Regions from separate parts of the Homo sapiens genome. Here all the other regions are linked to region 3. A link is an interaction called in ENCODE POLR2A ChIA-PET data of the cell type or tissue named here. Cell type or tissue: GM12878. All regions are shown on one strand.

What was found. Peaks named below come from ENCODE experiments on the same cell type or tissue, not always from the same donor. Only the 100,000 strongest peaks of a DNase experiment are listed, where the experiment ranks them.
Region 1: POLR2A ChIA-PET joins it to region 3 with 5 read pairs; 2 of 35 experiments call an interaction of 5 or more read pairs at or near these places.
Region 2: POLR2A ChIA-PET joins it to region 3 with 5 read pairs; 5 of 35 experiments call an interaction of 5 or more read pairs at or near these places.

What each region holds. Positions count from the first base shown.
Region 1 is chr1:212,368,163-212,376,162 of GRCh38, reverse strand. PACC1 (proton activated chloride channel 1) reads left to right here. Exons shown (of 8, transcript NM_018252.3): 7 at 863-970. Among named protein-coding and RNA genes, the nearest start is that of SNORA16B, 19 kb to the right of the region's middle. RefSeq lists an enhancer at 7,889-8,000. In GM12878, a CTCF peak has its summit at 7,977 (motif pointing right); a DNase peak (open chromatin) is centred at 7,982.
Region 2 is chr1:212,832,780-212,840,779 of GRCh38, reverse strand. It overlaps SPATA45 (spermatogenesis associated 45), which reads left to right. Exons shown (of 3, transcript NM_001024601.3): 2 at 4,593-4,907. The coding sequence starts at 4,631. Among named protein-coding and RNA genes, the nearest start is that of SPATA45, 11 kb to the left of the region's middle. In GM12878, no CTCF peak of the experiment used is centred here; a DNase peak (open chromatin) is centred at 6,699; H3K27ac peaks cover 1,153 bases.
Region 3 is chr1:212,947,091-212,955,090 of GRCh38, reverse strand. VASH2 (vasohibin 2) reads right to left here and starts at 4,550. Exons shown (of 8, transcript NM_001301056.2): 1 at 4,351-4,550; 2 at 3,273-3,752. The coding sequence starts at 3,548. RefSeq lists enhancers at 3,845-3,894, 4,415-4,564. In GM12878, no CTCF peak of the experiment used is centred here; a DNase peak (open chromatin) is centred at 4,580; H3K4me3 peaks cover 5,849 bases; H3K27ac peaks cover 4,901 bases.

The DNA of each region.
Region 1 (8,000 bases), 580 kb after region 3:
TCTGCTCTCCGTTACACCACACAGCGTCTTTAGTAATTGACAACCAGATCTCACCAAGCACACCTACTAAGTATTTACAGGGAATGCTCAGCTGTGTGGATCTATGCAGCTGTGCTTTGTCCCTGTAAACTTGAAGGGTTGAAACAAGCGTTGAAAATTCAGAGAAATACTTGATCTGAAAACCAAGTACTTTGAAATTTGGAATTTTTATTGCTTTTAATTGTGAGTCTTACATGGTAGTTTGAATATGGTTTATTTTTAATATTTTATTTTTTTTGGAGACAGAGTCTTGCTCTGTCCCCCAGGCTAGAGTGCAGTGGCACTATTTCGGCTCACTGCAACCTCTGCCTCCCAGATTCAAGCGATTCTCCTGCCTCAGCCTCCTGAGTAGCTGGGATTGCAGGCGCCCACCACTACACCTGGCTAATTTTTGTATTTTCAGTAGAGACAGGGCTTAACCATGTTGACCAGGCTGGTCTCAAACTCCTGACCTCAGGTGATCTGCCTGGCTAGGCCTCACAAAGTGTTGGGATTACAGACGTGAGCCAACATGCCTGGCCTGAATATGGTTTAATTGTGAGTACAGATACCTAGTGACAAATTTCAGTGACAATCCAAAACACCTATTGTAAATCACAGATCCCATTTCCCCAGAGAACTGTGGAAACCAAGGTAAAGCCTTGGCTTTGCTACCAATGTCAGGATCTTGTATATATGAGATTTTTGCCACTCTCTCTCCAAAAAATAGTGTGAGGAGAACCACAGACTATGATCCCCTGCCTACTCTCTCTCCTTTCGCTGGGCACAGGCAAGGGAAGGGCACACAGAGGTGGTAACACTGCTTTCTCTCCTCCACATCTAGACAAGTGTGGTTAACTACATTGACCAGAGGCCAGCTGCCAAAAAAAGTGCTCAATTGTTTTTTGTGGTCTTTGAATGGAAAGATCCTTTCATCCAGAAAGTCCAAGATGTGAGTATTTAAGATTATGATAGTATTATTTAAGATTATGATAGTATTATTTAAGATTATGATAGATGTATTATTTAAGATTATGATGCTGCCCTGAAGTCTTTTGGCTCATTCTTGTAGACTGATAAGTCTACCTACCTGTCCTCATCTTTTTTCATAGCACAAATCAGCTTGTAATTTATATTTATGACATCAATGTTATATATTCTTTGTGTTTGGTCTTGTCTTCATCACTAGACTTTCTCTGTAAAGGAGGGGGACTTTCATTTTGCTCACCATAATTTATCTGGGATATAGTGGAGTGCTTAGTGCAAAGTAGCTGCTTAGTAGTAATGTTCGTTGAATAAATTGAGTAGAAAGCATTAAGTTACCACTATACAGGTTACTGCAGTTGCAAGTTATTCTTTTTCTTAATGGTTCCCTGTAGGATAAATACTACTTGTAGTAAGAACATAATGGTACAAATAAAATATTAACAAAGCATTAATTAATGCCATATTTTAAAAAAATTGATACATAATATACATATTTATGTGGTACATGTAATATTTTGATAAATGCAGACAAAGTCTAATGATCAAAAATCAGGGTAGTTGGGTTATCCATCATCTCAAACATTTATAATTTCCTTGCATTGGGAACATTCTTCTAGCTATTTTGAAATATATAATACATTCTTGTTAACTATAATTGCTCTACTGTATTATCATGTCATCTATCTTACTGTATTTTTGTACCCATTAACCAATTTCTCTTCATCTCCTGCTTCCCCCAACCCTTCCCAGCCTCTGGTAACCACCATTTTACTCGCTACCTCCATGAGACTCATTTTTTTTTAAGCTCCCACATGAGTGAGAACGTGTGGTATTTGTTTTTCTGTGCCTGGCTTATTTCACTTAACATAATGTTCTCCAGTTTCATTCGTTTTGCTGCAAATGACAGGATTTCATTCTTTAATGGCTGAATAATATTCCATTGTGTTTTATATATATATATACACACCACATTTTCCTTATCCATTCATCCTAAGTGTTGATGGATACTTGAGTTGATTCCATATCTTGGCTGTTGTGAATAGTGCTACAGTAAACATGGGAGTGCGGATATCTCTTTGATACACTGATTTCCTTTTTTTTTTTTTTTCTTTTCTTTTTTGATTTCCTTTCTTTTGGATATGCACCCAGCAATGAGATTGCTGGATCATATGGTAGTTCTAGTTTTAGCTTTTTGAGGAACCTCCATACTGTTTTTTCATAGTGAGTTTAATAATGTAAATTATTACATTCCCACCAACAGTATACAAGCATTCCCCTTTTTCCACATCTTCACCAGCATCTGTTACTTACTGTCTTTTTGATAGTGGTCATTTTAACTGAGGGGAGGTGATAACCTTATTTTGGATTTGGTTTGCATTTCCCTGATTGATTAGTGTTGTTGAGCATATTTTCATATGCCTTTTGGCCATTTGAATATCATCTTTTGGGATAAATCTCTATTCAGATCTCTTGCCCATTTTAAAATTGAATTATTTGGCTTTTTTTGCTATTGAGTTGTTTGAGTTCCTTATATATTCTGGTTACTAATCCCTTGTTGGATGCATAGTTTGCAAATAATTTCTCTCATTCTGTAGGTTGTCTCTTAACTTTGTTGATTGTTTCCTTTGCTGTACAGAAGCTTTTTAGCTTAATGTAATCCCATTTTTCTGTTTTCGCCTTTGTTGACTCTGCTTTTTGAGGTCTTACCAAAAAGATCTTTGTCCAGACCAGTGTCCTAAAGCATTATCCCAGTGTTTTCTTCTAGTTTCATAATTTCAAGTCTTAGATTTGAGTCTATTTTGAGTGGATTTTTCTATATAGTAAGAGATAGGGGTCTAGTTTCATTCTTCTGCATATGGATATCCAATTTTCCCAGCACCATTTATTGAAGAGATTATCCTTTCCCAATTGTATTTTCTTGGTGCCTTTGTCAAAAATGAGTTCGTTGCATATACATGGATTTATTTCTAGATTCTCTGTTCTGTTCCATTGGTCTATGTGTCTGTTTTTATGCCAATACCATGCTGCTTTGTTTACTATAACTTTGTAGTATATTTTGAAGTCAGGTAGTGTGATGCCTTCAGCTTTGTTCTTTTTGCCCAGGATTGGTTTGGCTATCTGGGGTTTTTTGTAGTTCCATACAAAATTTAGGATTTTTTTTCTACTTCTGTAAAGAATGTCATTGGTATTTTATAGGAATTGCATTCAATCTGTAGATTGCTTTGGGTAGTGTGGACATTATGCTAGTTCTTCCAATCCATGAACCATAGGATATTTTTCCATTTTTTGTGTCCTGTTCAATTTTTTCATCCCTATTTTTACAGTTTTCATTATAGCGATTTTTTTACTTCTTTGGTTAAATTTATTCCTAGGTATTTTATATTTTTATAGCTATTATAAATGGGATTGCTCTCTTTTTTATTTTATTCTTGCATTGCTATAAGTTTTTTAGATTGCTCGCTGTTAGCATATAGAAATATTCCTGATTTGGGTGTGTTGATTTTGTATCCTGTGACTTTACTGAATTTATCAGGTCTACCAGTTTTTTGGTGGAGTGTTTAGGTTTTTCAAAATATAAGATCATATCATGTGCAAACAAAGACAGTTTGACTTCTTTTCAATTCAGATGCCCTTTATTTCTTTCTCTTGTCTAATTGCTCTGGCTAGGACTTCCAGTATTATGTTGAACAAAAATAATGAAAGTAGGCACCCTTGTCTTGTTCCAGATCTTAGAAGAAAGACTTTGAATTTTTCCCCATATGATGTTAGCTGTGGGTTTGTCATGTATGGCCTTTATTGTGGTATGTTCCTTCTATACTCAGTTTGTTGAGTTTTTTGTTTTTTTTTTGTTTTTTGTTTTTTGTTTTTTTTTTTTGACACAGTTTCATTCTGTCTCCCAGCCTGGAGTGCAGTGGCATGATCTCAGCTCACTACAACCCCTGCCTCCCAGGTTCAAATGATTCTTGTGCTTCAGCCTCCTGAGTAGCTGGGATTACAGGTGCACATCACCATGCCCAGCTAATTTTTGTATTTTTAGTGGAGATGAGGTTTCACCATGTTGGCCAGGCTGGTCTCAAACTCCTGACCTCAAGTGATCTGCCCACCTCGGCCTCCCAAAGTGCTGGGATTACAGGAGTGAGCCACCATATCCGGCACATTGAGAGTTTTTATCATGATAGTATGTTGAATTTTATTAAATGCTTTTTTACCATCTATTGAAATGATTACATGATTTTTGTTCTTGATTCTGTTAATGTGATGTATTACATTTATTGATTTGCATATGTTGAATCATCCTTGCATCTCTGAGATGGATCCCTCTTGATCATGGTGAATGGTCTTTTTAATGTATTATTGAATTTGGTTGGCTGATACTTTGTTGAGGACTTTTGCATCTGTGTTCATCAGAGATATCGGCCTGTAGTTTTCATTTTTTGTTGTGTCTTTGTCTTGTTTTGGTATCAGGGTAATGCTGGCCTTGCAGAACCGAGTTTGGGAATATTCTTCAATTTTTTGGAATAGTTTGAGTAGAATTGCTATTAATTTTTTTTTAATGTTAGATAGAATTTAGCAACGAAGCCATCAGGTGCTGGGCTTTTCTTTTATTACTGCCTCTGTCTTGTTACTCATATTGGTCTATTCAGGTTTTCTGTTTCTTCATGGTTCAATCTTGGTAGACAATGTATCCAGGAATTTTTCCACTTCTTTTAGGTTTTCCTTTATTGGCATATAGTTTTTCATTAAGTCTCTAATGATCCTTTATATTACTGTGGCATCAGTTGTAATGTCTTTTATTTTGGTGTGATTTTATTTATTTGGGTCTTCATTATATTTTTCTTAGATAGATTTTGTTTAACTTAGATTTTGTTTAACTTTTCAAACAACTAACTTTTCTTTCTTTTTTTTTTTTTTTTTTGAAATGGAGTCTTGCTCTATCACAAGGCTGGAGTGCAGTTGCGATCTTGGCTCATTGCAGCCTACGCCTCCTGGGTTCAAACGATTCTCCTGCCTCAGCCTCCCAGGTAGCTGGGATTGCAGGCACCCGCCACCATGCCCAGCCAATTTTTGTATTTTTAGTAGAGATGGGTTTCACCATTTTGGCCAGGATGGTCTTGTTCTCTTGACCTTGTGATCTGCCGGCCTCAGCCTCCCAAAGTGTTGGGATTACAGGTGTGAGCCACTGCGCCCGGCCTCAAACAACTAACTTTTCATTTAAGTTTCAGTTTCATTTATTTCTGCTCTGATAATTATTATTCTGATAAATTTGGGTTTGTTCTTTTCTCGTTCTTTGAGGTGATCGTTAGCTTATTTGAAATCTCTACTTTTTTTGATGTAGGCATTTATTATAAACTTCCCTCTTAGTACTGCTTTTGCTGTATCTCATAGGCTTTGGTATATTGTTTCCATTTTCATTTGTTCAATAAATGTTAAAATTTCCTTCTTAATTTCTTCATTGACCTTTGGTCACTAAGGAGCATCATGTTTAATTTCCATGTATTTGTACAGTTTCCAAAATTCCTCATTATTGATTTCTAGTTTTATTCCACTGTGGTCAGACAAGATACTTAATATGATTTTAATTTTTCTGAATTAGTTGAAACTTGTTTTGTGGCCCAACATATGGTCTCCCCTGGAGAATGTTCCATGTGCTGATGAGAAAAATGTATATTCTGTAGCAGTTGGAGTTTTGAGACGGAGTCTCGTTCTGTCGCCCAGGCTGGAGTGCAGTGGTGTGAACTCGGCTCACTGCAAGCTCTGCCTCCCGGGTTCACGCCATTCTCCTGCCTCAGCCTCCCGAGTAGCTGGGACTACAGGCGCCTGCCACCAGGCCCGGCTAATTTTTTTTGTATTTTTTGGTAGAGACGGGGTTTCACTGTGTTAGCCAGGATGGTCTCAATCACCTGACCTCCTGATCTGCCCACCTTGATCTCCCAAAGTGCTGGGATTACAGGCGTGAGCCTCCGCACCTGGCCAGATGAAATGTTTTGTAAATGTCAGTTAGGTCCATTTGGTCTAGAGTATAGTTTAAATCCCATGTTTGTTGATTTTCTGTCTAGATAAGCTGTCCATTTTTGTGAGTCGGACGTTGATGTCCCCTACTATTACTGTATTGCAGTCTGTCTCTCCCTTTAGATCTATTAATATTTGCTTTATATATGTGGTTTCTTTGATGATACTGGATGCATACATATTTACAGTTGTTGTATCTTCTTGTTGAATTGACTCCCTCATCATTACATAATGATATTTGTCTCTTTTTCCAGTTTTTGACTTGAAGTCTATTTTATCTGTTACAGGTATAGTTAAACCTGTTTTTTTATTTACATTTGTGTGGGATGTCTTTTTCTATCCCTTCACTTTTTTTTTTTTTTTTTCTGAGATGGAGTCTTGCTCTCTTGCCCAGGCTGGAGTGCAGTGGCATGATCTTGGCTCACTGCAACCTCCACCTCCCGGGTTCAAGTGATTCTGCTGCCTCAGGCTCCCAAGTAGCTGAGATTACAGGCATGCGCCACCACACCTGGCTCATTTTTGTATTTTTAGTAGAGACAGGGTTTTGCCATGTTGACCAGGCTGGTCTCAAACTCCTGATCTCAAGCAATCTGCCCACCTTGGCCTCCCAAAGTGCTGGGATTATAGGCATAAGCCATCACGCCTGGCCTGTCTCTTCACTTTCAATCTGTGTATCTTTACAGGTGAACTATACGCTGTATGGCAGCATACCGTTGGGTCTTGTTTTTTAATAAATTCAGCAACTGTGTCTTAAGAATTTGGTCCATTTACATTCAATATTATTACTGATAGAGAAGGACTTACTACGGCTATTTCGTTTTTTGTTTTTTGGTTTTGTAACTTCATTCTTCTTACTGTCTTTGTGGATAAATGATTATCTCTTTAAATTCCTTACTTTTTATTTTTATTATATCCATTATAGGTTTTTGCTTTATGGTTACCATAAGGCTTATAAAAAACATCTTGCAGTTAAAACAAGTTATTTTAAATTGAGGACAACTTAACTTTGATCACAAAGAAACAAAAAACTTTTAAAACTACACTTCAACTCCATACTCCTCACATTTTGACTTTTTATTATATCTATTTATATTTTTGTTTTGCCTCTTTTTTTTTTTTTTTGAGACGGAGTCTCACCCTGTCACCCAGGCTGGAGTGCAGTGGCCCAATCTCAGCTCACTGCAAGCTCCCGGGTTCACACCATTCTCCTACCTCAGCCTCCCGAGTAGCTGGGACTGCAGGCACCCGCCACCACGCCCGGCTAATTTTTTGTATTTTTGGTAGAGACAGGGTTTCACCGTGTTAGCCAGGATGGTCTTGATCTCATGACCTTGTGATCCGCCCGCCTCGGCCTCCCAAAGTGCTGGGATTACAGGCATGAGCCACCGCACCCGGCCAAGGCCATTGACTCTTGATTTACCCTTTTGAGGCTATTTTCTAGACCTTGTGAGTGTTCTTCATTCTTTTTTTTTTATTTGTGTATTTTCATATAATTTGTCTTTAAGCTCACTAATTCTTCTGCTTGATCAATTCTGTGAGGCACTCTGATGCATTTTTCAGTCTGTTAATTGTACTTTTCAGCTCTAGGATTTTTATTTGAATTTTTAAAAATTATTTTAATCTCTGTTGAATTTCTTTGATAAATTTCTGAATTGAGTCTTTGTGTTTCATTGAAGTTCCTGGAGTTTCCTCAGAACATCTATTTTGAATTCCCTGAGTGGTCACACATCTCTCTCTCCCGGATTGGTCACTGGCACCTTAGTCTGTTTGATGAGATTGTATTTCTCTGAACTTTTCTGGTGCTTGTGTACGTCTGTCTATGGGCATTGAAGATTTAGGTGTTTATTTCAGTCTTCACAGTCTGCCCTTGTTTATACCCATCTATCTTCAGGAGATTTTCTACAAATTGAAAGGTGACTGATGATGAGTTCCCTAAGCGTGTAGTCAGTCACTGCAGCTGTTTCAGCACTAGAGGGCAGTCTAAG
Region 2 (8,000 bases), 110 kb after region 3:
CGGGCGTGGTGGCGGACGCCTGTAGTCCCACCTACTCGAGAGGCTGAGGCAGGAGAATGGCTTGAACCCAGGAGGCAGAGCTTGCAGTGAGCCAAGATCGCGCCCCTGCACTCCAGCTTGGGCGACAGAGCGAGATTCGGTCTCAAAACAAAACAAAACAGGCGAGGGCGGTGGCCCACGCCTGTACAAAAAGTAGCTGGGCATGGTGGTGCGCCTCTGTAATCCCAGCTACTTTGGGAGGCTGAGGCACGAGAATCGCTTGAACCTGCACTCCAGCCTGGACGACAGAGCAAGACTCTGTCTCAAAAAAACAAAACAAAATGAAAACAAAATAATTTAAAATTAAAATTAATTTTGTGTGTTTGTTTTTGAGACGGAGACTCGCTCTGCTGCCCAGGCTGGGGTGCAATGGAACGATCTCCGCTCACTATAACCTCTATCTTCCGGGTTCAAGTGATTCTTCCGAATCAGCCTTCCAAGTAGCTGGGATTACAGGTGCGCGCCACCACGCCCGGCTAAGTTTTGTATTTTTGTAAAGACGGGGTTTCACCATGTTGGCCAGGCTGGTCTTGAACTCCTGACAGGTGATCTGCCTGCCTTGGCCTCCCAAAGTGCAGGGATTACAGGCATGAGCCACTGCGCCTGGCCCACTAAAATTAAATTTAAAAAAAGAAAAAAAATTATAAATTCACATGATAGACTATTACATTGTCAAATCTTACATTTTTATTACTAATGACATATGTAAAGACATGAAAAATTCTCACAATAACTATATTAAAGTGAAAGAAAATCAAAACTTGTAAGTAATATATACTATTTATTCATTCATTAAAATATTTATCAACCACCTGATATTCATTAGGCAATGTGCTAGGTACTCAGCCCAATTTTATGTAAGAGCTTTATTGACTGGTCATTGACATACAATGAACTGTCCATGTTTAAAATGTACAGTTTGATGTTTTTGACATATGCATACACCCAGGAAAGCATCACCACAATTAAGATAATAAACATATTCATCAGCCCCAAAGTTTATTCATATCCCTTGTAATCCCTGCCACCCTTGCTGCCTACCTTTCCCCATTCCCAAGCAACCATTGATTTTCATTTGTCACTGTAGGGGACTTCATATTTCCTAGCATTTTTTTTTTTTTTTGACATAGGGTCTTGCTGTGTTGCCCAAGCTGGAGTGCAGTTTTGTGATCACGGCTCACTGCAACCTCCACCTCCTGGGTTCAAGCCATCCTTCCACCTCAGCCTCCTGAGTAGCTGGGATTACAGGCAGGTGCCACCACACCTAGTTAAATTCTTGAATTTTCTGTAGAGACAAGGTCTCATTATATTGCTTAGTCTGGTCTTGAACTCCTGAGCTCAAGCAGTCCTCCTTCCTCAGCTTTCCAAAGTGCTGGGATTATAGGCATGAGCCACCATACCTAGCCTAATATTTCCTAGAGTTTTATATGCATGGAATCGTACACTATACATTCTGATTTGTCTGGCTTTTTTTTTTTCTTTTTACTCAGCATAGTTATTTTGAGCTTCAGCCATAATATTGTGTTTATCAACAATATATGAACACTACTCAAAAATATATATTGATGAATTAGCATCTCAGGTAAAAGGAATATATTATATATATATATAATATATATAAATATATTTTATAACTCAGTGTCAATTGTGCACATATACCACAATTTATTTGTTCTGCTTCTGATGGACATTTGGGTTGTTAGAACTTTTTGGCTCATAAAAATAAAGCAGTGGGCTGGGCCTGGTGGCTGTGCTCACACCTGTAATCTCAGTACTCTGGGAGGCCAAGGCAGGAGGATCCCTTGAGCCCAGGATTCAAGACTAGCCTTAGGAACATAATGAGACCTCATCTCTATGAAAAATAAAAACAAAAATAGCCAGGTGTGGTGGCCTGCGCCTGTATCCCAGCTACTTGGGAGGCTGAGGTGGGAAGATGGCTTGAGCCTGGGAGGTCGAGGATGCCGTGAGCCATGGTCACGCCACTTCACTCTAGCCTGGGTGACAGAAAGAGACCCTGTCTCAAAAATAAATAAATAAAAATAAAGCTGTGTAAAAACAACAACAACAACAACAAAAGTTTTTTAAAAAGCTGTGATTAACATTCATGTGTTAGTTTTCATATGTACAGATACATTTCTTTATGCATGTGTTTGGAGAATTTCATTGCTCTAGGGTAAATACCTAGGAATGGATCAAATGATAGGAGTATGTTTAACTTTTTAAGAAGCTGCATGATTATTTTCCAGACATTGTTCCATTTTACATTCTCACTAGCAGCATATGAGAATTCCAGGTCCTCCATATCTTTGCTAACACATGGTTTGGTCAGTCTTTTTCATTTCAGCCATTCTAGTGGTATGTAGTGATATCTCATTGTAGTATTGATTTACACTTTCCTAGTGACTGATGATGACGAATGTATTTTTTTTTTTTTTTTTAGACAAAGTCCTGCTCTGCCGCCCAAGCTGGAGTGTAGTGCTATGATCTTGACTCACCGCAACCTCGCCTCCCAGGTTCAAACAATTCTCCTGCCTCAGCCTCCTGAGTAGCTGGGATTACAAGTGCATACCACCATGCCCGGTTAATTTTTTTATGTATTTTTAGTAGTGACAGGGTTTTGCCATGTTGAACAGGCTGGTCTCGAACTCCTGACCTCAGGTGACCCATACACCTCGGCCTCCCAAAGTGCTGGGATTGTAGGTGTGAGCCATCACGCCCAGCCCCATTTCTTTGTCTTCTGGTTTATGTTATTGCTTGTTGAGGAGTCAGCTGTTGGTCCAATTGTCCCTCCTTTTATTCTCTGGTTGCTTTTAAGATTTTCTTTTCTTTTTAAGTTCACTGTAATCTCAGCGTGGGCTTTTTAAAAATCCTGACTGCTATTGTTTGAGCTTCTTGAGACTGTGGACTGTATCATTTATCAGTGCTGAATATTTCGCTATCTTTCCAAATCTTGCTCTGACACCCAGGCTGGAGTGCAATGGCACAATCTCAGCTCACTGCAACCTTCACCTCCCAGGCTTAAGTGATCCTCCCACCTAGGCCTTCCAAAGTGTTGGGATTATAGGCGTGAGCCACTGCGCCTGGCCACTTTATTTTATTTTATTTTTTGAGACAGAGTCTCACACTGTCGCACAGGCTGGAGTGCAATCGCGTGATCTCAGCTCACTGCAACCTCTGCCTCCCGGGTTCAAGCGACTCTCATGCCTCAGGCTCCTGAGTAGCTGGGATTACAGGTGCCTGCCACCATGCCTGGCTAATTTTTTGTATTTTTAGTAGAGACAGGGTTTCACTATGTTGGCCAGGCTGGTCTTGAACTCCTGACCTTGTGATCTGCCCGCCTTGGCCTCCCAACGTGCTGGGATTACAGGCATGAGCCACAGCGCCTGGCCGCCACTTTTAAAAAATAAAATCCCTTTGGATACTTATTGGGAAAGTAACACCCAAAATATTAATGGATGTCTCTGGATCGAGAGTAATTTTAACTTTTCTACTTTATCTTTTTCTGTATTTTCTTAATTATCTACCATGAATATGTATTATTTTTATAATCATGTATTAAACATGTATTATTTATCTATTACATTATTAATATATGTAATAAACATGTATTATTTTTATAATCAGAAGAAATAATGCTTCTAAAAGCAAAAAACAATGCATAGTATAATTTTAAAAAACAATAATATATCCTCTTACCATATCTTTTTAACCTTTGTTTCCCCTGAAGAACACCTAAAAAACAAAAAATAAAACCCTTAAGAAACAATAATAAAAAGTGAGGTGTGGCCGGGTACGGTGGCTCATGCCTGTAATCCCAGCACTTTGGGAGGCCGAGGCGGGTGGATCACAACTTCAGGAGTTCGAGACCAACCTGGCCAATATGGTGACACCCCGTCTTTACTAAAAATACAAAAAAAAAAAAAAATTAGCTGGGCATGGTGGTGCATGCCTGTAATCCCAGCTACTCAGGAAGCTGAGGCAGGAGAATTGCTTGAACCCTGGAGGCGGAGGTTGCAGTGAGCTGAGATCGAGCCACTGCACTCCAGCCTTGGCAACAGAGTGAGACTCCATCTCAAAAAATAAAAAAATAAAAAAAAAGTGAGGTGTGCTGTCCGGGCACAGTGGCTGACACCTGTAATCCCAGCACTTTGGGAAGCTGAGGTGGGTGGATCACCTGAGGACAGGAGTTCGAGACCAGCCTGGCCAGCATGGCGAAACCCCATCTCTACTGATAATAGAAAAATTAGCCAGGCATGGTAGTGCGCGCCTGTAATTCCAGCTACTTAGGAGGCTGAGGCACAAGAATCACTTGAATCTGGAAGGTGGAAGTTGCAGTGAGCTGAGATCATGCCACTGTGTGTCAACCTGGGCGACAGAGCAAGACCCTGTCTAAAAAAATAAGTAAATAAAAAAGTGAAGCGTGGGGTGGGAGGCTTGGTGGTGGTTGTGGTGTTATTTTATAGAAGGCAAAAAGAGAAACTGGCAAACGTGATTGTGAATACTGGCTTCTGAGTCAAAAAGACAATTGAAAGTATTTTTTCATTTGTTTGTAGGACAGCAAGAATCACTTGACAATTGGTTTGTGACCATAATGGCATCTATAAACAGAACCATTGAAATAATGAAAAAACATGGAGTAAGCAAACAACATCTCCTGGAGGAGATAAACAAAAAGCGTGAATCCAACTGCTTGGTGGAACGAAGCAATCAAGTCAGCTTACTGAGAGTTCAAAAGAGGCACTTCCCGGATGCCTATCAGTCCTTTACTGATACCACAACCAAAGAGCCTGTTCCCAACAGTGGCAGGAGCTCCTGGATCAAGCTGAGTCTCCTTGCTCACATGGAGAGAAAGCACTTTCCACCAAAAAGTAAGAAGTTATCATAGGATTTTTTTTTTTTTTTTTGAGATGGAGTTTTGCTCTTGTCGCCCAGGCTGGAGTGCAGTGGCGCGATCTCAGCTCACTGCAACCTCCACCTCCCGGGTTCAAGCGATTCTTCTGTCTCAGCCTCCCAGGTAGCTGGGAATACAGGCACCTGCCACCACGCCTGGCTAATTTTTTTGTATTTTTTAGTAGAGACGGGATTTCACCTTGTTGGCCAGGCTGGTCTCAAACTCCTGACCTCAGGTGATCCACCCACCTCGGCCTCCTAAAGTGCTGCGATTACAGGCATGAGCCACCACACCCAGCCTATGATAGGATTCTTTTTTTGTTTTTTGAGACAGAGTTTTGCTCTTGTTGCCCAGGCTGGAGTGCAATGGCACGATCTCAGCTTACAGCAACCTCCATCTGGATTCAAGCGATTCTCCTGCCTTAGCCTCTCGAGTAGCTGGGATTACAGGCATGCACCACGAAGTCTGACTGATTTTTTTGTATTTTTAGTAGAGACCGGGTTTCTTCATGTTGGTCAGGCTGGTCTTGAACTCCCAACGTCAGGTAATCCACCCACCTTGGCCTCTCAAAGTGCTGGGATTACAGGCGTGAGCCACCGTGCCCGGCCTATGATAGGATTCTTAACCAATGTATAGGAATGATTTGTAGGTATTCCTAAAAATTAGGAAGAATTTCTGGGATTGAAAGAGGTCCCCTGAGTATTGCCCTGGTATAGCATAAAGGCAATCTGTTTGAAGGTAAAAGTGTCATTAAACTAGGCTGGTGGATTGTAAGATCTATTATAGACCAGAGACTCTCTTTTTTTATGCATACAGAATCCCAGGCCTCAGCTTCAGGCCATCTCATTCAGTAGACTCTAGGGAGGTGCCTGGAAATCTGCATTCTCAGCAGACTAAGGTGATGCTGATGCCAATGGCCTGAGAACCACATTTTGATAAGAGTTGTTATAATAGTTACAATAGACCACAAAAACTTCAGAAACCTGCTATCTCGTCAATTTCTCTGGCCTTTACAAACATTTCATGTGCAAAATTGAGGTGCAGTGGAGATCCTTTTGATGACAAATATCACACAAAAAGCCCTAATAAAATGTGGAGAGGCCGGGCGCGGTGGCTCACACCTCCAGTCCCAGCACTTTGGGTGGCCAAGGCAGGCGGATCACCTGAGGTCAGGAGTTTGAGACCAGCCTGGCCAACATGGTGAAACCCTATCTCTACTAAAAATGCAAAAATTAGCTGGGCGTGGTGGCACGCACCTTTAGTCCCAGCTACTTGGGAGGCTGAGGCAGGAGAATTGTTTGAATCCCAGAGGTGGAGGTTGCAGTGAGCCGAGATCACTCCGGTGTACTCCAGCCTGGGCGACAGAGTGAGACTCCTTCTCAAAAAAAAAAAAAAGTGGACGAAGGTTGTTGGGGGCAGGGGATGGCATGGTGGTGATGGTGGTGGTATTATTTTATAGGAGGAAGAAGGGGAGCTGATAAATACCTTCATTGTGAATACTTGTTTCTTAGTCTAGGCAGGCAGCTGAGATAGCATTTTTTCATTTATTTGAAAAAAAGAGAAGGGGGTGTGTAATCATATCTAATACAACCAACAAATTATTAATTTAGATCAGAAACAAAAGAATCACCACACTTGAGATTTCAATTCTTTGATGTGGCTGTGACTTTACACTTGCCCAGTGCTCTTAGGAAGTGGAGTAGAGTGTGATACAGTGTGGTGTAGAAAGCTGAGATTCTCCACTGTGTTTAGAGTTAATTTGTAACAGTCATGTGTTTGTTTTATTCAAAAATAACTCTAGGGCTGGGCAAGGTGGCTCATGCCTATAATCCTAGCATTTTGGGAGGCCGAGGTGGGCGGATCACCTGAGATGAAAGGAGGAAGTATTACGTCTCACTTTAAATCAAAAGCTAGAAATGATTAAGCTTAGTGAGGAAGGCATGGCAAAAGCCAAGATAGGCCAAAAGCCAGGCCTCTTGTGCCAGTCATTTATCCAAATTATCAATGCAAAGGAAAAACCCTTGAAGGAAATTTAAAATTCCCTTTAGTGAACACACAAATGATAAGAAAGCAAAACAGCCTTATTGCTGATAGGGAGAAAGTTTCAGTGATCTGGACAGATGAACCCAGCCACAACATTTCCTTAAGTCAAAGCCTAACCCAGAGCAAGGCCCCAACTCTCTTCAATTCTGTGAAAGCTGAGTCTCTCTGTCACCCAGGCTGAAGTGCAATGACGTGATCTCAGCTCACTGCAACCTCTGCCCCCAGGTTCAAGTGCTTCAGCCTCCCAAGTAGCTGGGATTGCCTGCCACCACGCCTGGCTAATTTTTTTTTTTTTTTTTTTTTGTATTTTAGTAGAGATGGGGTTTCGTCATGTTGGCCAGACTGGTTTCAAACTCCTGGCTTCAAGTGATCCACCCATCTCGGCCTCCCAAAGTGCTGGGATTATAGGCTTGAGCCACTGAGCCCGGCCAGGAGGCCATTATTCTAAGTGAAGTGACTCAGGAATGGAAAACCAAATATTGTCTGTTCTCACTTATAAGTGGGAGCTAAGCTATGAGGATGCAAAGGCATAGGAATTATATAATGGACTTTAGGAACCCCAAGGGAAAGAAAGGTAAAAGAGGGGCAAGGAATAAAAGACTATATGCTCGGTTGATGGGTGCACCAAAATCTCAGAAATCACCGCTGAAGAACTTACCCATGTAACCAAAACCTACCTTTACCCCAAAAACTACTGAAATTAAAAATAAACAAAAGAAACCACCCTATCTAAGCAGCACTCCTCAACACTCTATAATCCCTTACCCAGCTTTCTTTTTTACCACAGTGTTTATCACTCCCTAATGAAGGCTAGGCTCCTTGAAGGCAGGGATGGTATCTGCTTTTTTCACCACTTTATCTTCAGTCCCTAGAACAGTGTCTGGCACAAATTAGGAACTCAGGAAACGTTTCCTGGCTGATTGAATAAATGTTGGGACATGGAATATACTTTCCCAGAAGTAGTGGTAGAACTTACCTCATTCCTCTCGAGACCAATAGCTATGTCCTTGGGCAATGGCTCACAAAC
Region 3 (8,000 bases):
GTTGATGGAGAAAAGGACTTGACCCCAGAGGAAAGAGTCTGCCATGCTGAGCACAGAAACAACCCTCTAATCCGAGAGGAGTGGCCCCTGGAAAAGGGAGCTTTTGAGGCTCTTCCCATGTTAAGGCCTAGGCAGGGGTCAGGGCTTGGGGAATGTCAGGACCAGGGGAGATACCATGATAGGACTGGGGATAGAGAACCAACCATTAAGATGCAATGTGAGAGAAATGTTAAGTTCTTTATATTTAGGGCCAAAAAGCTGACTGTCCACATTTGGGCTGGGGATTCCTGGCTTGGAAGCAGTTTTCGCGTAACCTTCTAGTTACTATGAAAAGTACAATATGATGTGGCCACTGTGTAAAAAAGGGAAGACCAGCTGGGCGCAGTGGCTCACACTTGTAATCCCGGTACTTTGGGAGGCCGAGGTGGGCAGATCATGAGGTCATGAGTTCGAGACCAGCCTGACCAATATGGTGAAACTCCATCTTACTAAAAATACAAAAAATAGCTGGGCATGGTGACATGTGCCTGTAATCCCAGCTACTCAGGAGGCTGAGGCAGGAGAATTGCTTGAACCCGGGAGGTGGAGGTTGCAGTGAACCGAGATCGCACCACTGCACTCCAGCCTGGGTGACAGAGCAAGACTCCATCTCAAAAGAAAAGGTAACACTTTCTTAAGAACACAGCATTCAGCTACAATAATGGAAAAATCAGGTACAGGTCTCAGGAAGTAGCAGTCTGTGTTCTAAACTGCTCAGACATGATTTAGAAGCCTGTGTTTCATATGTGCTTGCAAATGACTACTGACAAACTAGGAATTGTCTCAGAAGGAGGAGGGTGAGTTGGTCTGGGAGCTATGACATATAAGAAAGGGCAAAAGGCCAGATGCGGTGGCTCACACCTGTAATCCCACCACTTTGGGAAGCCAGTGAGGGAGAATCGCTCGAGCCTAGAAGTTTGAGACCAGTCTGGGCAACACGGTGAGAGCTTGTCTCTACAAAATTTTTTTTTAAGTTAGCCAGGTTGGGTGGTACGTGTCTGTAGTCCCAGCTACACTCAGGAGGCTGAGGTGGGAGGATTGCTTGAGCCTGGGAGGTTGAGGCTGCCGTGAGCCATGATCACACACTGCACTCCAGCCTGGGTGACAGAGGAAGGCCTTGTCTCCAAAATAAGAAAAAAGAAAAGAAAAAGGGCAAAAGGAGCTATCTGTGGACAAAGAAGGCCAAAGGAAGAAGCAGAAGCAGAATGATAGAAAAAGTCACAGTCCTGAGGGCTCATAGTCTAGCAGACCTCTAGCATCACACAGATCAGCATTAGTGACCTGGAGACTCACGGGTCATAACATCATGAGATTTTAGAGCTGGAAAGAACTTACAAAGTCTGGTCTATTCCCATTTTATAGATGAGAAAACTAAGGACAGAGATTTTAAGTGAATGACCTCACTTAAGTGAGGCACAAGGCTAGATGTCATACAACCAAGACTAGGATTCAGTTCCTTGATTTTTACTCCAAGTCCCTTCCATCCTAAGAGCACTCTCTCATAACATTCAAGGGTGCTGTGAGTAGCAAAGGAAGTTGACAATGCTCTGCCCTGATTCAAAAGGCAAGAGGAACACAACAATCAGTGATGAAATGTGATTTGCGGGTGGGAGGGTGCTGCGAGGAGGATTTATGGTTGGTCTAAGAGCTTCCTAACAATCGACTCTGGCCAGGCCTAAGATCAGCTGCCCTGGGAAGCAGCAAGCTCCCCATTCCCAAGAGGTCTTCAGAAAGAGGAGGGGATTCTGTTGAGAGGTGGGAGACTGGTCTCTACAAACAGCAAAATTCCATGATTCCCACATAGAGAATGCACCCCCCCCCGCGCACCCGCATACATGGTTGGAGGAAGGATAAAAGCACAATTAGAGGCAGGGTTGGTACGGGTGCTACTAAGAAAGGCAGCATGGGACAGTAGGAACAGGCGTTTTTTTCCTTGTGGTCACTTTTCTTCCAAGTTTAAGGGCTCTCGGCTCCTCACTGGAGGAAAAATTCTCAAGTCAGAACTGCAAACCAGGAACAAAGGTTGTTCTCATATTCAAGAACTCAGCAAGGGTAATTATGGTTGACACTAAAGCAGGCAAGATTCTAGTTGGGCACAATGAAGATCTCCTTGACCAGCAGAGTAATAGAACACTGTAACTGACTGCAGCAGGAAGTTTAGAGGCTCTGTCACTTCTCCAAGGACACACACAGCTTTCTGGCCTGCAGGCTCAGATGCTCAGCTGTCACCAGGCTGGGGAATCAACCAGATGGCCTTCCGGGTCTCAAGTCTGGCATTCCTAGACCTGCCCAGGAATCTTCTCAGCCGTACCAGCGTCCCCAGGGTCCAGGGGAAACCATCCGCCACGCTATAACCCCGAGGCTCGGCAGCATTTCTCCCCAGTTTGCATTTTGATGTTTCATATAACGTATCTACTCCCACCAGGGTACATCTCCCTCCCTCGGTAAAGATATCCTTAGCCACCAAACCCAAATGGCTCACTGGCTTCTCTCCAAGGCAAAAAGAGAGTTTCACTCCTCATCCTCTTTTTCTATCCAGTGAGACTAATTCATCATGTGTACTGGAAAGTCCCTTTTAAGTCTCAGCCAAAAGTCTTTCTTTTTTCTTGGAGCACAAATAAGCTGGGAAGAGAGAGAGAGAGTTCACCGTTTTGCAAGTTTCAGAGGTGAAAGTCACTGTCACACACACACACACAAAAAAACCAGAAAGAAAAGAAAAAAAACTGGCAAAAAGTCTGGAAATTATTCACACTGAGAAGTCTGACTGGTTGATTTCAAATTCATTCACAGCTTAATAAATCATTTGCTGGGGGAAGAGGGGAGCAGAGGAGGAGCAAGACACTCCAAAGAGAACAAGCAGGGTGGGATCCCTGGGGTCTGTGCATTCTTTGGCATCGCTGGTACCTGGTGGCTCTAGCTTTTGCTGAAGGAGGATGTATGTGGGGGTGAGTAAATAATAGAGTTTGGCTGGAGCTTCAAAGACACCTTGGCACAATCCAATTACACAGTCCCAGGATAGCAAGCCCGCTACCTCTCCCTTCCCCATTTCTTAGGCTTCCAATCTAAATATCTCAATTAGAAAAGGGCTGGCAGGAAGGAATGGGGAGAGGAAGGGAGTTTGTAGCAGGACTAGGAAAATGGAGATTGCCTGTGTTTGCTATGTATAGGCTGAAACGGTCCCATCGCTGCCTACCTACCCCCAGCCCCCCAACTCCGCCCTGGAAGCCACTGACCTTTGCCAAGAAGGCGGCGTTCCTGATGGCGCCCACCATTTCTCCCCCCTTAGGGTGCACCTTGGCCACGTGCATCCACATGCGCTCCCAGGTGTGGCTGTCGATGGGGAAGCCGCTCTTGTTGACGTGGAACAGCACCCCGCCGTCTTTGTCCTCCTCCTCTGAGCCCCCGCTGGTGGCGAGGCTCACGGGCCGCGCGTGGCTGCTCCGGGACCGGGTGCCTTTGGCGCCTTTGGGGTGGGGGCAGCGGTGAGTGTCGGCCGCGGAGCCGGTCATGGTGGGGCCTGGGCGGGGAGCGAGGTACTGGGGGCGCGCGGCGGCGGCAGCGGCGGCGGCGGCGGGGGGCGTGTGCGCGCGGGCGCGGCGAGGGGATCAGCGCCCCGCGGGGGCGGCCTTCTCCATGCCTCTCGCTGCGGCAGGACTCACCAAGGGGGAGCGGCGGCGGGAGCTCCGCGGAGGCTCCCTGCTTACCGGCGGTGCCTGAAATCAGCGGAGACACAGCTGACACCACAGCTAAGTGGACGCACAGCGGAACCGAGTGAGGGGTCCCGGAGTGTCTCCACGACACTCCCCGCTCCCCCCTGCACGCTGACAGCCTCCCTGAGAATCGATGACGGGCTTCCAGCCCTGCGATTACCTAGAAAGGCAGCTCAAAATGTGCCACGAAGCTTCACACACACCTAAACCCGGGGGGTTGGGGATGGAGGGGCACAAGGAGCTTGGGGGATGCGGAGCGCAAGATGTGGGGAGAAGAAAGACAGCTTGTGTAGCATGAAGGAACAGGAGGTTCCCGCAAGGCTCCACACATTCCTGGGTCCTCAGATGTGGCCAAGAGAGGAGGGGAGCCACGAACGTGCTGGCATGTGAGCGCCCAGAGCTGGCGCGAGGGCGCTGCAGCAGCCTTGGCTTGCAAGGCGGCCCGCTTTCTTCCAGGAAGCCCTCCCGGACCCCGGCGGGGATCTAGTGGAAAGAGCTCCATCCGCCCCCTTTTCCCCGAGTTCCAGCGCCTATCACCGGGAGGGACTGGCTGCAGGCGGGCGGCGCGCAGGAAGGGCGCGCGGCAGCTCCAAGATCCTACCTCGGGACGGTTGGCTTCATGGCTGCAGAGCCTCTCCGGGCGGCGGGAGAGCAGGGGCTGCTGCTGCTGCTGCTGGGCCTGGGGCTGGGGCTGGGGCTGCTGGGGCTTGCTGGGGCCGTCGCCTCATTCCATGTCCCATTCTCGAATGTTATTCTGTGACATATAACCAAGTCACCCGGGCAGCCGCCGATGTTCCGAATGCGTCTATTGGCCACCGCAACAAAGAGGGGCGGGTCCCGGGCTCGGGACTCTACAACCCCGGGCTCCGCGACGCTCTGATTGGCTCCAGGGGTTCTCTGGCGGGAGGGGACAGGAGTAGGGGGAGCCTGGCGGCCACGCGAAATCCGATCGCTGTGGTGTCCTGAGAGCCCCGCGGGCTGGAGCGTTTGGCCATGGGACTTAAGATCGAGTTTCCCCAGGGGTCGTGGCACTTCGAGGGTTTGCAACTGTGGAAGCAGAGGAGAAACAAAACCACCCGAGAAGTGACCCCGCGGAAGCAGAGGGTTTGGCATCAGAAGAGCATTCCCTGAGGGACGCTGGACACACTTACCTGCCTCTACCCGGGATGATGAGTTGTTCATCCTCTACCTGGGATGATGAGGGGCTGTTCATACCTATGCGTGAAATTAAATCTTTTTTAAATCCCGCATTTAAAAATTCCTCAAAATTAACAAGTGGGTGCAGCTTTGGATCCTCTGGTATTAGTCATGGTTAATAAAGTCCCTTTAAGCCCAAGTTGAGAGGAGACAATAAAACTCAAGAGGTCAGGCAGGCCCTGACTGTTCTGCCACAGCTGTTGAGTGAGAGGAGGGATGGAGAGATGCTTCCAAACCATGGTGAAGTGGGTGGCTATCCCACACTCACTACTGAAACACCTTCTCTTTCTTTTTCTTTAAGAAAGAGGAGAGCAGGTTGAGGTGGGAAGAGCACCAGACTGCTGACCTGAAGGCTGGCTCCTGGTCCAGGTTTGTCACTTTGCTCAGCTGTGTGACCCTGGACAAGCCACTTCCCTGCTCTGGGCCTTAGCTTCTCTTTCTGAAAGGAGAGCAGACCTCCCGCTCTCCAGGGTCTGTTCTGGCTGTAAGGTTCTGTGATTCCCTGACTTCCTCTCTTGTGACACTGAGGATCCTGGCCATAGCATCCTTTCTCTTTAAACTGCAGGCCAGCAGGCCAGCTCTGAGCAAAGCAGTTATGAGACCTATGCTAAGTGAACCTTGAATTAAGAAGACAGTTGTCAAAGTGCCACTGATGGCGGGTCAGTTTCTGGATGCTTATCCTGACAAGTTGCCTGTCATGGAACTGGAACTTCTCTTCCACAGGAGGGCAGAGACCCCTGAGGGGTAGTTGAGAGCCAGGGCTTGGGTGAGGAGACCTGGATTCTGGACTTAGCCCTGCACTGCTCCCTGAGACAGAGCCCATGCCAAGAACTTTATAGATTCAATAATGAGAATAGGGCAGACGTGGTGCCTCACACCTTTAAACCCAGCACTTTGGGAGAAAGAGGAGGAAGGATTACTTGAGGCCAGGAATTAGAGACTGGACCAACATAGCGAGACCTTGTCTCTACTAAATAAATATTTTGAAATTAGCCAGATGTGGTGGCACACACCTGTAGTCCCAGCTACTCAAAAGGCTGAAGTGGACATGTAGAATGAAACTGGATCCTCGTCTCTCACCTTACACAAAAATCAACTCCAGATGGATCAAAGACTTAAGTCTAAGACCTGAAACCATAAAAATTCTAGAAGATAACATGAGAAAAACACTTCTAGACATTAGCTCAGGCAAAGAAATCATGACTAAGACCTCAAAAGCAAATGTAACAAAAATGAAAATAAATAAATGAGACCTAATTAAACTAAAAAGGGTCTGCACAGCAAAAGAAATAATCAGCGGAGTAAACCGACAATCCACAGAGTGCGAGCAAATATTCACAAACTGTGCATCTGACAAAGGACCAGTATCCAGAATCTACAAGGAACCCAAACAGATCAGCCAGATAAAACCAATCCCATCAAAAAATTGGCAAAGGACATGAATAGACAATTTTCAAAAGAGGATATACAGTCAACAAACATATGAAAAAATGTTCAACATCACTAATTATCAGAGACATACAAATTAAACCACCATAAGATACCATCTTACTCTTGCGAGAATTGTCATAAAAGTCAAAAAATAATAGATTTTGATGTGGATGTGGCAAAAAGGGAACATGCATAAAACTGCTGGTGAGAATGTAAACTAGTACAACCACTATAGAAAACAGCAAGATTCCTTAAGGAACTAGAAGTAGAGCTAAAGCTACCATTCGATGCATCATTCCCATGGCAGGGTATCCACCCAAAGGAAAAGAAGTCATTATATGAAAAAGACACGTGCACATGCATGTTTATAGCAGCACAATTTGCAATTGCAAAAATATGGGACCAACCTAAGCGCCCATTAACTAATGAGTGGATAAAGAAAATGTAGTATATAGGCCGGGCGTGGTGGCTCATGTCTGTAATCCCAGCACTTTGGGAGGCCCAGGCAGGCGGATCGCGAGGTCAGGAGATCCGAGACCATCCTGACTAACATGATGAAACCCCGTCTCTACTAAAAATACACAAAATTAGCCGGGCATGGTGGTGGGCGCCTGTAGTCCCAGCCACTCGGGAGGCTGAGGCAGGAGAATGGCGTGAACCTGGGAGGCGGAGCTTGCAGTGAGCTGAGATGGCGCCACTGCACTCCAGCCTGGGCAACAGAGCAAGACTCTGTCTCAAAAAAAAAAAAAAAAGAAAGAAAGAAAATGTGGTATATATACACCATGGAATACTACTCAGTCATAAAAAGGAATGAAATAATGTCTTTTGCAGCAACTTGGATGAAGCTAGAGGCCATTATTCTAAGTGAAGTAACTCAGGAATGGAAATCCAAAAATCATATATTTTTATTTATAAGTGGGAGCTAAGCTATGAGGATGTAAAGAATGATATAATGGACTTTGGGAACTCAGTGGTGGGCCGGGAAGGGGAGGATGAGTGTGAGGGATAAAAGACTATATATTGGGCCTGGTGGGGTGGCTCATGCCTGTAATCCCAGCACTTTGGGAGGCTGAGGCGGGTAGATCCCCTGAGGTCAGGAGTTCGAGACCAGCCTGGCCAACATGATGAAACCCCATCTCTACTAAAAATACAAAAATTAGCTGGGCATGGTGGCACAGCACCTGTAATCCCAGCTACTCAGGAGGCTGAGGCATGAGAATCACTTGAACCCAGGAGGCGGAGGTTGCAGTGAGCTGAGATTGCACCACTGCACTCCAGCCTGGGTGATGGAGTGAGACTCTGTCTCAAAAACAAAACAAAAACAACAAAAAAAGGGCTACATATTGGGTACAATACACACTGCTCAGATGATAGGTGCACTAAATTCCCAGAAATCATCACTGAAGAACTTATCCATGTAACCAAAAACGATGTGTACCCCAAAAACTATTGAAATTAAAATTAAAATTTTTTTAAAGGCTGAGATGAGAGGATTGCTTGAGCCTAGGAGTTCAAGATTATAGTGGGCTATAATCACACCACTGCACTCCAGCCTGGTTGACAGAGTGAAACTCCATTTCTAAAAGTAAAACAAAAATAAATAATGAGAATAATACCTTAGGT